Regions from separate parts of the Homo sapiens genome. Here region 2 is linked to region 1. A link is a loop called in an ENCODE intact Hi-C map of the cell type or tissue named here. Cell type or tissue: endothelial cell of umbilical vein. All regions are shown on one strand. Links, peaks and the distances in the headings refer to the core of each region. The heading gives the core; the rest is flanking DNA.

Evidence for each region. A loop is a pair of places that touch in the nucleus more often than their neighbours do. Peaks named below come from ENCODE experiments on the same cell type or tissue, not always from the same donor. Only the 100,000 strongest peaks of a DNase experiment are listed, where the experiment ranks them.
Region 2: it touches region 1 in a loop (11-fold over the local background); 12 of 110 quality-filtered maps call a loop at or near these places.

The regions. Positions count from the first base shown.
Region 1 is chr11:114,336,690-114,345,025 of GRCh38, forward strand. No RefSeq gene overlaps it. Among named protein-coding and RNA genes, the nearest start is that of NNMT, 44 kb to the left of the region's middle. In endothelial cell of umbilical vein, for the core only: a CTCF peak has its summit at 3,709 (motif pointing right); a DNase peak (open chromatin) is centred at 3,852; H3K4me3 peaks cover 372 bases; H3K27ac peaks cover 414 bases.
Region 2 is chr11:114,582,725-114,591,060 of GRCh38, forward strand. NXPE4 (neurexophilin and PC-esterase domain family member 4) reads right to left here. Exons shown (of 6, transcript NM_001077639.2): 3 at 1-297. It also overlaps a transcript of NXPE2 not described here and the pseudogene LOC100132172. Among named protein-coding and RNA genes, the nearest start is that of NXPE4, 8.9 kb to the right of the region's middle. In endothelial cell of umbilical vein, for the core only: no CTCF peak of the experiment used is centred there; no DNase peak of the experiment used is centred there.

The DNA.
Region 1 (8,336 bases), core at 322-8,321:
CAACTTTATGCTTACAAATTTGATAACCTAGCTAAAATAGACCAATTTCTTGAAAGACGCAATCTGCCAAAACTCACATAAGAAGTAATACACACTGAATAAGGGTATATCTATTCAACTGAAAATGAATCAATAATTAATAGCCTCCTAAAGCAGAAAGCATCAGGTCAAAATGGGTTCGCTGGTGAATTCTACCAAACGTTTAAGGAAAAAAGCACACCGATTTTCTACAACCTCTTTCAAAGATAGAAGCACAAGGAATACTTCCTAACTCATTCTATGAAGTCAACATCACCTTCATACCAAAACCAGGCAAACACATTGGAAGAAAATAAATCCGCAGTTCAATATATCTTGGCTGGGTGCAGTGGCTCACGCCTGTAATCCCAGCACTTTGGGAGGCCGAAGCGGGAGGATCACCTGAGGTCAGGAGTTCGAGACCAGCCTGGCCAATATGGCAAAACCCTGTCTCTACTAAAAATACAAAAATTAGCCGGGTGTGGTGGTGCATGCCTGTGATCCCAGCTACTACTCAGGAGGCTGAGACAGGAGAATCGCTTGAACCTGGGAGGCAGAGATTGCAGTGAGCCAAGATCACGTCACTGTACTCCAGAGAGACTCTGTCTCCAAAAAAAAAAAAAAAAAATCCACAGTTCAGTATCTCTCATGAACATAGATGCAAAAATTCTCAACAAAATGTTAACAAATTGAATCCATCAAAGTATAAAAAGAATTGTGTGCCACACCAAGGGGGATTTATCCCAGGAATGAAAGGCTGTTTCAACATTTGACAACTAATTAAGGCTATCCATCATATCAACAGGCTAAAGAACAAAATACAGATGATTACATCAATAGATGTAGAAAAAACCTTTGACAAAATCTAACACTTGCTCATGATAAAAGAAAAAGAAAAAGAAAAAAAAAACTCCTCAGTAAATGAGAAATAGAGGGGGAACTTCCTCAACTTGATAAAGAATATCTACAAAAAATATACAGATAACGTCATATTTAATGGTGAGAAATTAGAAGCTTTCTCATTAAGATCAGGAACAAGGCAAACACATACTCTCTCACCACAGCTTTTCAACATTATGCTAGAAATCCTAGCTAATGCAATGAGATAAGTAAAGAAAATGTATACTGACTGAGAAGGAAGAAATAAAACTATCTTGTTCACAAAAGACATGATTGTCTAAAAGAAAATCTGAAAGAATCAGGCCAGGTGTGGTAGCTCACGCCTGTAATCCCAGCACTTTGGGAGGCCGAGGCGGGTGGATCACAAGGTCAGGAGTTCAAGGCCAGCCTTACCAACATGGTGAAACCCCATCTCTACTAAAAATACAAAAATTAGCCAGGTGTGGTGGCGTGTGCCTGTAATCCCAGCTACTCAAGAGGCTGAGGCAGGAGAATTGCTTGAACCCAGGAGGCGGAGGTTGCAGTGAGCCGAGATCACACCACTGCACTCCAGCCTGGACGACAGAGCGAGACTCCATCTCAAAATAAAAAAAGAAAGAAAATCTGAAAAATCAAGAAAAAAAGCTCCTGGAACTAATAAACAATTATAACAAGGTTTCAGGATGCAAGGTTAATATACAAAAGTCAATCATTTTTCTGCATAGCAACAATGAACAAGTGGAATTTGATATTAAAAAGAAATTGTCATTTATATTAACAGTGCCTCAAAATAAAATACTTGGGTATAAATCTAACAAAACCTGTACATGGTCTATATAAGGAAGGCCATAAAACTGATGAAAGAAACCAATGAAAAACTAAATAAATAGAGAAATATTCCATGTTCATAGATAGAAAAACTCAGTATTAGTCAAGATATTAGTTCTTCACAACTTGATCTATAGATTCAATGCAATCAAAATCAAAATCCTAGTAAGATATTTTGTGGCTATCAATAATCTGATTCCAATGTTTATATGAAGAGTCAAAAGACAGTCAATAACCACCACAAGATTGAAAGAAAAGAACAAAATTGGAGGACTGACATCAAGACTTATGATATTACTATAACTACCCTAAAGCCACAGTGATAAAGACGGTGTGGTATTGGTGAAAAAACTGGCAGAGGATCAATAGGATAGAATAGAAAGCCCAGAAATAGACCTACATAAACACAATCAACTAATCTTTGAAAAGGGGGCAAAGGCAATACAATGGAGACAAGATAGGCTTTACAATAAGTGGTGCTGGAACAACTGAACATTCACATGCAGAGAAGTGAATCTCGACACAGACTTTCCACCCATCACAAAAATTAATTCAAAATACCCCACAGACCAAAATATCAAACTGTAAAACTAGAAGATAACATAGGAGAAAATCTAGATGCCCTTGGGTTTGTCAATGACTTTTTAGATATAATACCGAAACCACAATACATGAAAAAAAGAACTGATATGCTGGACTTCTTTAAAATTAAAGATTTCTGCTCTGCCAAAGACACTGTCAAGAAAATGAAAAGACAAGCTGCAGACTGAGAGAGAGAGAAGATATTTGTTAAAAACACACCTGACAAAGGACTGGTACCCAAAATATGCAAAGAACTCTTGAAACTCAACAATAAGAAGACAGAGAACCCAATTAAAAAATGGGCCAAAGAACTTAACAAATACCTCCCCAAAGAAGACATGTAATGGCAAATAAACACATAAAAAGATGCCCCACATCATATGTCATCAGAGAGATGCAAATTAAAACAACAATGAGATACCACTACACACCTATCAGAGTGGCCAAAATTCAGAACATTGAAAACACCAAATGCTGGTGAGGCTGTGAAGCGACAGGAACTCTCCTTTATTGCTGGTGGAAATGCAAAATGCTATAGACACTTTGGAAGACAGTAAGACAGTAAAAAGATCCATGCTTGCTAGGGGTTGGGAGGAAGAAGGAATGAACAGGTGGAGCACAGATGATTTTTAGGGCAGTAAAAATACTCTGTATGATTCTATAATGGTGGATACATGTCATTATACATTTGTTTAAACCCATAAAATGTACAATACCAAGCATAAACCCTAAGGTAAGCTTTGGACGCTGAGTGATAATGACTGATGGTGAGTGTCAATGTAGGTCCAGCAATGATAGCAAATGCACCACTCTGGTGGGGGATGTTGATAATGGCGGATGCCTTGCATATGGGGAGCAGAGGGTGTATGGGAAGTCTCAGAAACTTCCACTCAATTTTTCTGTGAACCTAAAACTGTCTAAAAAATAAAATCTACTTACAAAGTAATAACAATAATAACAGTAATTTATTTTGAACATGATATTATATATTTGACCCCTTACTTTTTTCTTTGGATATGTGTGTGTTGGGGGAATGACATCAAAGGCCTTTTAGTTTTTTTAAACTTGGTTTTTTCTTCCCTTCCATGAGGCTGACACAGGAAAATCTGACTTTGTACTCTGGCCATTATCAGAAAACTCTAGCATGGTTAGGGGAAACTGTGGCCTCTCTAAACTAATATGCTTATGTGTTACAGTGCATGTTAATTGGAAATCTGCAACTACCAAAAATGTCACTCAAACTGGCTTGAACGTTAAAGAAAATTTATTGATTTACAAACCTGAAAAGCCTAAAGATATCAGGCTTCAGTCAAGACTTGATTCAGCAACTCAAGGGCAGCAAAGACCCCGGAGGCTTTTCATTTCTCCTCTCTGCGTTACACAACATGTATTTTCTCCAAGTGGCCACAAGATGGCTGCAAGTAGCTTTCAGCGCTGCGATGTCCTTGCTCATATCCAAAGAGACGAGAATGTCCCTCAAGTAGCTTCTAAGGAAGAATGAAGTCGTTTTCTCCAGGATCCTCAAGGAAATGTGCCTTTGTCTTTGAGTAACACTAATTAGGTTCTATGTCCATCCCTGGCCACTCGTGGGGTGGGGTGGCCGTGTCGATAGCCTTAAGTCAGTCAAGCCCCATTCTTGGAACTGGGTGTGAAGTCAGCTTCCCTTCCAGCACAGGGGTTGTGTGAGGGAGGGGTGAACGCCCAGATGGAAATCAGGGTGCTGAGTCAGGAACTGGATGGCATTCGCTCCAGAGCCGCACATTTCCTCAGGAGAGAAGGCTCTTTCCTTTCCTTTCTCTGGTCTTGGAGCGGAAACGGCTTGGCGGCTCAGTTAGCACAGGATGAGACTCCAGGAAAGGACGCAGGGAGTGGGCTCATCTCCAGTCTAACCCCTAGTCTAGCTCACACGTGCCCCCACCCCTACCCCTCACAGTTCACCTGGATAGCAGACCAGGCTTGAGAGCAAGAGCCTATCTAGAAACAGGTGGAGTGCTCTGCTAGAACTCCTTGTCTATGGCTATTTTAGGAACCCCACCGAGTGGCAGCTGCAGGCAGCAGTTGAGCAGGTGGTGGCACAGGAACTGGGGGTTTAGCATGGTGGTCATCTTCTCACCACCAGCACCACTAACTAAGAAAGAGGCACCTGCAGACCGATATGTATACTCACCAGCTTTGTGATGATAACTACATCATTTAATGTTTCTGTTCTTTCTTTTCTTCATCTATAAAGTGGGGATCATGTGATAATAATAACCTCCTTGCCTATTTTGTGTTGAAAAAAGAGGAAATGTTTCTGTTCCCTGTCTCATCTTTTAATCTTGACCTATACAATTGGGAACTTCTACCCCGAGACTTCTGGCTTCCCTTTCTTCTCCCTTGCTAGTTCCTCCCAAAGGAAGAAGGATTTACAGATTGTGTTGGTCAGCCACTTATCACTGATAGAGCCACCCTTGATAGCAGGGTTACATCACAGGAAGCACTGAAGGCCAGCACTAATGCTTGGCATAGCCCCCTGCATCATCTTCCTTTCCCATTGCTGTAGGTAAGCAGACACATACATTTTTGAAATTGGTAAACTCAGCCAAAGATCCTTTCAAGATCTGCTCAGCTCTCTGGCCCCGAGAGTGCCCCTTCCAAATTTAGAAGGATTGGAGAGAGGAGCCTTCACTTTGACATGGGCTCACCACCTCCAGTTCAGCTTTTACCAGGCCTTTGCATTAGAATCTTGGGTTCTTCAACCCAAATATCCATCAATAATAGGCTGGATTAAGAAAATGTGGCACATACATATACACCATGGAATACTATGCAGCCATAAAAAATGATGAGTTCATGTCCTTTGTAGGGACTTGGATGAAGCTGGAAACCATCATTCTCAGCATTGATGACGGGGGGGAGGGATAGCATTAGGAGATATACCTAATGCTAAATGACGAGTTAATGGGTGCAGCATACCAACATGGCACATGTATACATATGTAACAAATCTGCATGTTGTGCACACGTACCCTAAAACTTAAAGTATAATAATAATAAAATTTAAAAAAAGAAAATGTGGCACATATACACCATGGAATACTATGCAGCCATAAAAAAGGATGAGTTCATGTCCTTTGTAGGGACATGGATGAAGCTGGAAACCATCATTCTGAGCAAACTATCACAAGGACAGAAAACCGAACACCGCATGTTCTCACTCATAGGTGGGAATTGAACAATGAGAACACTTGGATACAGGGTGGGGAACATCACACACTGGTGTCTGACATGGGGTGGGGGGAAGGGGGGAGGGATAGCATTAGGAGAAATACCTGATGTAAATGATGAGTTAATGGGCGAAGCACACCAACATGGCACATGTATACATATGTAACAAACCTGCACGTTGTGCACAGGTACCCTAGAACTTAAAGTATAATAATAATAATAATAAAAGAAAGTCATAACAAGAATTAAAAAAACTTGGGTTCTTGTCCTGCCATCTTTTAATAAAGTGAGAAATCCTTCTCAGCTGGCTACTGATCTTTGTATATGGGCTTCTTTGGCAGGAAACTGGGGGAGGACTTAGGAGTGGGGTGGGGAGAAGGTGGAAATACATGCCAAGGCCTATCTCACTCCCCTATACCCTGCTGGGTTGTGGAGGTGAAATTAAGTTGCATAGTTGAAAGTATTTTAGAAGTGAAACTGAGCACAGATGTCAGGCAGCACTAGCCTCAAGGTGGATGGCGTAAGGAGTGATGCCCTCTCCTAGGAAATGGCTGGTGCAGATGTCAGTTCTATAAGGAATATTCCCACTTCAGTTACTGGAACTTTGATTATTAGCCGGGAGATTTTTCTCCTCCCAGATGTGGCTTGAATAAAAGTGTGTCCTCACATAAGACATTGAGTGGGCACCACTCAGAAGCTGACTGATGTTATTGAGTAAAAGGGAGGGTGCCCAGTGCACTAGAAGCCAATACTGTGACACCAGGTTTTGGAGAAAAGAAAAGATTTATGTTGAAAGTGGACTCTCAAGGAGACAGGAGTCAAGTTCAAATCTGTTTCCCTGCACTGGCTTCCAAGCAGTATTTTTATTAGAAAAGGTTCAGGGGTTAGATTCTGAGACTATATAGGTAACTGGTGAAAGGAAACAGGAGGTCTGGGAAGGCCCTGCGCATGTCCAGTTGTTTCTTCCTGCTATCTCATGGGTCACATGTGTGAATTTGGGGGGAGTTAGTATGAAACATGTGGAAATTCGGGCTGGGACGCCAGCAAGCTTGTTCTGTGCAAACTCCAGTCAGCCATCTTAGTTTCCACCGATTCTAGCCAGGTTTTTCTTGATGTCAGCGTCAGAGTCTCAGCAAGTTGTTTCTTTTCTTACCTGCTGTCCTGCAAACAAGAATTTTTGTTAGTCGTTGGTTTCTTTAACTCTTTGGGACACAATTCCAATGTGCCCTACTTGGAGGAACAGTTAGTAGCAGATCCTCTCTTCTTCCTCCTCTATGAGAAAAAGTAACTTTTTGTTAAGTCCACTTCCTTTCAATGTGCTTCGAATTTCAGTGTCTCCTGGGATACGTTGTCCTAACTCTGTCTTTTCATTTTAGCTACACTCACTCTTTTTCTTTCTACTTCCTTTTACTATCCACCCTCTTCTTCCTTAGCTCCAGAATGATTTTCAAACCAATGGTGGTACTAAGTCGCTCTCTCTATTGTCACTAATGATGTCATAATCATCTCATTCACATTCAAAGTTCTGTTTTAGTTCTCATCCTCCTTGATGTCCCTGTCATTGTTGTTCGCCATTTTTAAAAAATTATTTAATATCATCATTGTTTATTTTTAAAAGAACATCTGCAATTGCACTATAATGCCACTACACAGATATCTTTTTGACCTTGTCTAGTCTCTTGACATACTTACTTTTTTTTTTTACAAAGTTGGAAACAATGTACATATTGTTTCTTGCTTTGTTCTTTCATGTAATATTATTTCTAGACACATCATACAAGGGTAAAGCTGAAGGAAGCCTACAGATCTCATATGCCCTCTATATTTTACAGGTGAGAAAACTAAGATTTGTTGGAAATGCTCAGTGGAAAGCACCAGTGGCCAGGACCAGCAATTCCCAAATCCCAGTCAGCCCTCTACCTTGGCTATAGAACCCACAGGAGGGTTTCCCCAGTTTGGAGAGAGCACTTGGGGTGTTTATTTAAAATGTAATTTCCTGAACCTACCACATCACTGAATCAGGATCTTCAATAATGGGGCATACACATTTGTAGTTTTTAAAAAGATACCTAGGTGACTCTTCAGCATATTACGATTTGAGGCCAGGTGCAATGATTCATGACTGTAATCCCAATGCTTTGGAAGGGCAAGGTGGGAGGATTTCTTGAACCCAGGAGTTTGAGGTTACAGTGAGGTGTTACAGTGCCACTGCACTCTACCCTAGGCAACAGAGGGAGAACTTGTCTCAAAAAAATAAAAATACACATATACACATGTACCCCTGAACCTAAAATAAAAGTTAAAATAAATAAATAAAAATAAATAAAATTCAAGAACCACCGTTTGAAGAGTTTAAGTCACAGAAGACACAGAGGCAAATGTTCAGCACTATAAACCAGGACTTCTGAGCTGAGCTAGACTACCACAGACTTTGCCAAAACTAGAGGCAACGTAAACAGCCAGTTCCTTGTCTAAGCAGAAGAAGTCACCTTCAGGCCTGTCTTACCACAACCAAACCAGTAGAAACCGACGCACTTGTTCATATGAACTATAAGTAGCTTGTTCATGTTACTATAAGTAACTCATACAGTTTCTGGGTTTTTGAGCTATAGGAGAGAAGAGGGAAGAAAGAAATAGCCTAAGAGAGATTCAAGAGAGCTGTTGACACCATCTAAGAAAAAAGTTAATCCAGTCCAGTTGTATTAAATATCACTTTATTCTTCCCAACACATATGCCCTATATGTAGATTGGCACAAAATTGCATGCCTATTACAATTTCTGCCATCTATGGCTTCATTTCAGCCATGGTTTTAAAAGTAGA
Region 2 (8,336 bases), core at 115-8,114, 250 kb after region 1:
CTTCCTGCGTCCCAAGTGGTCCCTCACCTCCAGCAGGATGTGCAGCTGGTCTCCCCTGCAGTACGTATCTCGAGGGTTGAGGATGGTGGCTGTGCTATGTGTGGCGCTGGTGGTGGTGTTCACGTGGGTGAAAGGTCTGGGTGGGATCTGCTGATCTAGTTTCTCTATGATTTCCTTTATTCTGAGTTCAGTCTCTGTTAGTGGCTTTAATGATATCAGTGGTGTTTTAGGGAATAAGGACTTTGTGGAGTTGTTCCAGTAATGGAGGGAGATGGATAAGTTTAGAGCAGACCAAACCTGAAATGACAGCAAATGTGACATGAGATGGATAAATTTAGAGCATATCTGAACTGAAATGACAGGAAGTGTAACATGCTATGAAATTAACATGTTCCTAGTCATTTTTACTTATTGTGATTTTGAATATTGATTTACATACTATTATCAATATTATTTAAATTCTCCAATAAAAAGGCATAGAATGGAGATTGACTGACAGGAGAGACAGAGGGACAGGAAGTGAGCAAGATGGCGCAAAGGCAGGGCACCAGGAGGAAAGTCTGTTACTACTACGATAGGGGTGTTGGAAATTACTATTATGGACAAGCCCACCCAAGGAATCCTCACTGAATCTGCGTGACTCATAATTTGCTGCTCAACTATGGTTTCTACTGAAAAATGGAAACCCATCACCCTCACAAAGCCAATGCTGAGGAGATGACCAAGTACCACAGTGATGACTACATTAAATTCTTGTGCTCCATCTATCCAGATTACGTGTCTGAGCACAGCAAGCGGATGCAGAGATTCAACGTTAGTGAGGACTGTCCAGCATTTGATGGCCTGTTTGACTTCTGTCAGTTGTCTACTGGTGGCTCTGTGGCAAGTGCTGTGAAACTTAATGAGCAGCAGATGGACACTGCTGTGAATTGGGCTGGAGGCCTGCACCATGCAAAGAAGTTCAAGGCATCTGGCTTCTGTTATGTTAATGATACAATCTGGGCCACCTTGGAACTGCTAAAGTATCACCAGAGGGTGTTGTATGTTGACGTTGATATTCACCATGATGATGGCATGGAAGAGGCCTTCTATATTACAGGCTAGGCCAGGACTGTGTCCTTTCATAAATATGGAGAGTACTTCCCAGGAGATGGGGACTTATGGGTTATTGGGGCTGGCAAAGGCAGATATTATGCTATTAACTATCTGCTCCTAGATGGGATTGATGATGAGTCCTATGAGGCCATTTTCAAACTGGTCATGTCCAAAGTAATAGAGATGTTCCTGTCTAGTGTGGTGATCTTACAGCATGGCTCAGATGCCTTGTCTAGGGGTCACTTAGATTGCTTTAATCTGATCATCAAAGGGCATGCCAAGTGTGTGGAATCTGTCAAGAGTGTCAACCTGCCTATGTTATTGATGGCAGAAGGTGGTTACACCATTTATAATGTTGCTCAGTGCCCTGGAAATAAGAAAGAGCTGTGGCTCTGGATATGGAGATCCCTAATGAGCCTTCATACAATGATTACTTTGAATACTTTGGACCATATTTCAAGCCCTACATCAGTCCTTCCAATATGACTAACCAGAACACTAATGAGTACCTGGAGAAGATTAAACAGTGGCTGTTTGAGAACCTAGTAATGCAGGCCCATCCACCTGCAGTCCAAATGCAGGTGATTCTGAGGATGCTGTCCCTCAAGAGGGTGGCGATGAGAATGAAGAAGACCCTGACAAGCTCATCTCCATCCGTTTCTCTGACAGATGAATTACCTGTGAGGAAGAGTTCTTCGACTCTGATGAGGAGGGAGAGCGTGGCTGCAAGATCTCTCCCATCTTCAAAAAAGCCAAGAGGATTAAAACAGGATGAAAAAGAGAGACTCAGAGATGAAGAAATGTCACAGAAGAGGAGAAAAATGAAGGAGGAGAAGCCAGGAGCCAAAGAGGTCAAGGAGCAGGTCAAGCTGGCCTGAGGGAACCTCCCCTGCTCTGGCTTCCTGCCTAGTCCCCAATCTTTCTCTCCCAAACCCTCAGATTTTATGTCTTCTATTTCTCCAGGTATTCATATAAAATTTATTAAATATAAATAGTTCCAGGGACTAGACAGAAATTAAGACCCTGAGCCCAGGGCAGCTGTGCTGGGTGATCTCTTCTAGGAAATGCCTTGCCACCTATCCCTCTGCAGGTCTTAACTCTGAAGCATAAAAGGCGCCAGGTCTGGGTGAAGGGAATACTTTTGTGCAAACAGAAGACAAAATCCTGAAATGCCAAGTGCCTGCTTAGTAGCTTTGGAAAGGTGCCTTTATTGCACCTTCTAAAAGGGGTGTCTGGGTCTTCAAGGTTGCCCTGTTCTTTTCAGCTCCTAAGTAACATCAGCCATTTTTAGATTGGTTCCATTCTCATACCTTCTCACTGGCCTCAAGTGAGCCAAAAAACTCACACTGCCTGCCATCTGTCTTCCCCCAGTTCTGCAGGTGGAGGATGGTAGTCTAGTCTCCTGCCATCCTCCACCTGCAGAATTGGGGGAGTTTTGAGATACTATTTTTATTTTTGTGAGACTCTGTAATAAAATGGTATATTTCATTACTCCCTACCCCAAAGACAGAATGGTTGAGTAGATTTTAAAAAAACAAGACCTAACTCTATCCTTCTGCAAGAGATTCACTTCAGCTTTAAGGACACACATAGACTGAAAGTGAAGTAATGGAAAAAGATATTCCATGCAAATGGAAACCAAAAGAGAGCAGGAGTCACTATGCTTATATCAGATAAATTGGATTTAAGTCAAAAACTGTAAAAAGAGAAAAAGAAGGTCATTATGTAATAATAAAGAGATCAATTCATCAAGAGAAAATGACAAATATATGTACGTGTGTGTGTGTGTGTATATATATGTATATACATTCAACATTTAGAACACCTAAATATATAAAGGAAATGAAACAGGAACTAGAAAGAAATTATTTAGGTAGACAGTGAGGGTAAAGGAGTCCTTGGCAAGGCTTCCCTTTTTAACAAAAAGGAGCCCCCAAATCATTTCTTTTCTAACAAAGAGCAGCCTGAAAAATCAAGCTGCAAACATAGATAAGCCAGCTGAAAACTTGCATGGGTGAATGCTGGCGGCTGTGTCAATAGAAAAGGGCTACCTGAGGGCCAGGCATGTTCAACATGGAGGCTCCATCTTCCCTTTTCTTTGTCACCATGTGTACAGTAAAAAAGCAGGCAACATGGAGCTGGCCAGGTAGAGAACCCATCTGCATAATGAAAGATTAGAGTGGGACAGCCAGCTTCTTCATATGCTATGCAAATGGCACACCGAGTCCTAACCAGTTCTTTGTGTGCTATGCAAATGTTACACCTGGGGTGACCAATCTTTTTTGCCCTGTGTAAATCAGACACTACCTCCTCAAGCTCATCTATAAAATCTCCTGCACTTCACTGTGGACCAAAAGACCCACTTAAATCCCCTGTCTCTACAGAAGAGAGCTTTTCTCTTTCTTTTGCCTGTTAAACCTCTGCTCTTAAACTCACTCCTTGTATGTCCATGTCCTTGATTTCCTTGGAGAGAGACAATGAACCTCGGGTATTATCCCAGATGAAAAATGCCATTTCATTATGGGAGCCCACCTGGGATCCGAGGAAGATTCATAGAAGGGGGAGTATAGAAGTGGACCCCAACTCCTTCTTTTTATTTCAAGGCCTTCTGCTCTCCATTTAAAAATCAAACCAAATACTGGGCCCCCAATCAGCCATTTAAAAAGTTAGCGTGGCTACCAGCCTTACAAGACTCAGGGGACAGGCTTGCCAGGGAGAACTTAGCTAATCCCCCCATGTCCTCAGGGTGCTGGGAATGTTGGCTTTGTTTCTAATTGGTTTCCTTTTACAGAGAGCCTTGCTGTCATGTGGGGCTGGAAGAGGTTGAGAGGCACTGAAGGTTCCTTGCCAGGGAGACACCCTGGTGTTACCTGAAGGTTTCTGGACTAATTCCAGCCTCCAACAGCCTGATGGGTGATGGCAACAGGATCTGCAAGCTTTTTCTATTGCAAATTTTCTCCTTTCCTATCCGCAACTTCCATGTCTCCTATCCACTCTCTGTATGCAATGCTTTAAAAATTTTTACAGTTCGGTGAAGTAATCCTCTTAGGCAAGATAAGGAAATGCCATAATGCCTGGGAATATAGCTCATGGGATTGCCGTTTTTGTGATTTTCTAGGCACAGAGGTCCTCCTTCCCTCCCCACACCCCCTGTGAACATCTCTCTCTTTACCCTTGGTCTGGAGAGCACATGGTATTTCAAGGTCAACAGCATCACCTAGTGGAACGGGAACCCTATTCCATGAGGCATATTGTTGGCCCTTTGCGGAAACACTCTTAACTTCCTAATTCTCGCTTTTTTTGCCCCTCTACAAGAGACCAGGCTTTATGCTCCTTCTTTGAACAAGAAAACTCTGTCTTCAACAATGAGGGGAAAAAGGTCCTCCAAAACCAAATTTTAGTCTGAACATGGTCCCATCAGCAGGAAAACAACCATTTGGTTCCTACGTTCTTTTAAGGCACCTATTCTGCCTCCAATTAAAATGGTACTTAAATAGTAAGAGGAATTTAATTCCGGAAGTTAACCAGAGCCACTGCCTAAGAATAAATACTTTAGTACAGGACATAATAGCAAATTGTACAGCTCAAACCTGCATTCTCTATTAAAGGGCATTACCCAAATGTAACTGTAACGAAGTCTCTCTCAAGATCCATCTATTGGAGAGTCATGCAGATCACACAAGTCTAGAAAGTCAAAGGGAAATCACCAGCAAAGGACTAGAGTCACATGGGTGAGCATGACTAATCCCAATCCATTGGTTCCTCTGGTTTCATTGCTATGGGTTATGCTTGCATCAATGGATGGCACCTTAAAAGATGCCAGGGCTCAGGGCGCCAAGGAGGGAAAACAGTTGGGGGGATGCCCCCACTGTCTTCCCCTCCACCCTAGGCCTTTCCAAAGGAAACGAAGGTGACTAAAGGGACACCTTTTTTCTTGCTTCTCTTTCTAGATGAATAACAGACCATCTTTGGTCTGCACTCCTCTGGAGTGCTTTCTGAAGCACTGGGATTCCTTTGACCCTGAGACTGAAGAAAAAGTGGCTCATTTTCTTTTGCATAAGGGTGTGGCCTTCTTACCATCTTGAACCATCCTGGCCTGCAGAGGGGAGCCTTAATTTTAATACTATCCAACAATTAGATATTTTCTGTAGATGGGACAGCAAATGGTCAGAGGTCTCTTAGGTACAGGCTTTCTTTGCCCTGTGAGACAACCCAGAACTTTGCAAGCATTGCACAATCAGCTCAGCTCTTTCAGCAGTCATATCAGGAGGGCCCAAAGGGAATGATTCCCCAAAACTAGAGAAGCAACCTCCAGGGAACTATCTGAGGCAGCTATTGAGTGTCCAGGCCCTTCTTGTCCTCCCTCTCTGGGGCCCCCTCCAGCTGTGCCATCAGGTCCTTTAGCTCCACCATCTCCAAAACTCCCCACTCCCCTAGCTTCACTCTTATCCTTACAGGAAATGCTCAATGGAGGTGATGTCACTAGGGTTCCCTTCTTATTGCAGGATCTTAGACAAATAAAGGGAGACTTAGGCCAATTTTCTGATGACCCTGATAAGTATATAAAAGCTTTCCAAAATTTAACTCAGGTGTCTAACCTCTCATGGAGGGATGTTATGCTGCTCCTAAGCCAAACCCTAACTGCAGCTGAAAAACAGGCAGCTCTGCAGGCAGGGGAGAAATTCAAAGATGAGCAATATGTCTCCTATAGTAGGCCAAAAGGGAAAAAAGAATATAGAGAAAATGAAGAAATAGGGGAGCCATCATTCCCAATACGAAGAGAGGCACTACCTCTTGACAACCTTGTTTGGAACCCCAGTGACATCACAGATGAATAGAAAAGGAAACACTTTTTAATGTGCATATTGGGGGGCCTATGAAGAACTAAGGCCAAACCTCTTAACTACTCTAAACTGTCCATGGTAGACCAAAATCCAGGTAAGAATCCCACAGCCTTTATGGAAAGGCTGAAAGAAGCACTAATAAAACACACCTTCTTGTCCCCTGATTCAGTAGAGGGACAGCTCATCCTAAATGACAAGTTTATTACACAGGCAGCTCCCAATATTAGAAGGAAACTACAGAAGTAGGCTATAGGGCCAGATAGCATTTTGGAGAACCTCCTGAGGGTGGCCACCTTAGTCTTTTATAGTAGGGACCAGGAGGAGACCCAGGAAAAAGAGAGGAAACACAAGAGAAGGACTGAGGCTCTGGTAGCTGCTTTGCAGGCTTGCAAAGTCTGGGATCCCTGAGGTGCATCTGCGAGTTGCTATTGATGTGGGAAGTCAGAGGACTTTAAAAAGGATATCCAGGAAGCAAGAAGAAGCCACCTCGACCCTCTCTAGCCTGTGGTGGGGACCACTGGTGATCAGACTGCCCCCAGAGATGAAGGTCAACAGGTTCAGAACCAGTCTCAAAGATGGTCCAGCAGGACTGATGGGTCCTGGTGCTCAAGCCCTGGCTCCAGTGGCTCAAATTCCCATTACAGCACAGGAGGCCCAGGTAATTCTGGAAACTGAAGGAAGGAAGGTGGACCTCCTTCTGGACACCAGAGCCAGCCTCTTTTCTCCTCTATAATCGAGGCCTCCCCTTTTCCCATAGCATGAGGGGTGTGGGGTGTCTCATAAACACTCTGATATGTTTTTCTCAACCCCTTAGGTGCAGTTGGGGGGACATATTATTTACATGTGCCTTTTAAATCATGCCTGAAAGTCCCACTTCTTTATTAGGTAGAGACGTTCTAGCTTGCATGTGGGCCAGCATACTTATAGCCCCAGGAAAAACTCTTTTTCTCCTCTAGTGGAAGCTAATATCAATCCAGAAGTCTGGGCAACTCAAGGAAGAATAGGTTGAGTTGTAACCACTATGCCAGTCTGGATCTATCCTAATGATCCCACTTTTTTCCTAATCGGAGACAATATCCCCTAAAGCCAGAGGGTAAGAAAGGGCTAGAAGCCATTATTAATAACCTGAAGATGCAGGGCCTCCTTAAACCCTGTAACAGTCCCTACAACACCCCAATATTAGGAGCACAAAAACCCAATGCAGAATGGAGATTCATTAATGAGGCCATAGTCTCAATCCATCTGGTAGTACCTAATCCCTATACCTTGCTAATCCAAATGCCTGAGGGAACTAAATGGTTTACAGTCTTAGATTTAAAGGATGCCTTTTTCTGCATACTGTTACATCCTGACTCTCAATACCTGTTTGCCTTTGAAGAATGCTTCTGGCCAAACTGCCCAGTTAAAATGGATGGTGCTGCCTCAGGGATTTTGAGATAATCCCTCATTTGTTTGGACAGGCATTGTCAAAGGACCTCTCTGAGTTTTCCCATCCTCAGGTCAGGGTCTTGCAATATGTGGATGATATACTGCTCTGTGCCCCAACTGAGGAAACCTCTTGGGAAGGCACTGAAACTCTTTTTAATTTCTTAGCTGACAGAGCATATAAGATTTCAAAATCTAAGGCCCAGCTTTGCAAAACCTTGGTAAAGTACCTTGGTTTAGTGCTTCTGAAAGGACCAGAGCATTAGGGGAAGAAAGAATTAAGCCCATTTCCTCCTTCCCCCTCCCTAAAATCCTCAAGCAACTGACAAGATTTTGGGGCATTACAGGATTTTGCAGGCTATGGATACCTGGGTATGGTGAGATAGATCATCCTCTATATCACTTCATAAAAGAAACTCAAGTGGATAAAATTCATCTCCTAACCTGGAAACCTAAAGCTCAAAAGGCCTTTAGCCAGTGAAAGCAAGCCTTACTTAAGGTACCAGCCCTCAGCCCCTCTGTAGGGAGGGCCTTCAATCTTTATGTATCAGAAAGGAAAGGAATGGGCATGGGAATTTTAATTCAGGCCTGAGGACCAGCTCAACAACTAGTGGGCTACCTGAGTAAGAAACTTGATTTGCAGGTAAAGGATGGCCAGCATGCCTCTGAGCAATTGCCATATTGGCCCTACTGGTACTGGAGGTCATCAAATTAACCCTGGGAAATGGTTTAACTGTTTATGCCCCACACAATGTAGCAGGATTGCTGTCTTTTATGGGGAACCTTTGGCTAACAGTCCGTTGGCTCCTTAAATATCAGGCTCTGCTGTTAGAAGGGTCAGCAGTTCTGTTAAAAACTTGTTCTTGCCTAAACCCAGCCACTTTCCTCCCCAAGAAAACTGGGGAACCTGAACATGACTGTGAGCAAGTTGTGGTACAGATCTATGAAGCCAGGGAGGATCTCAGGGAAACT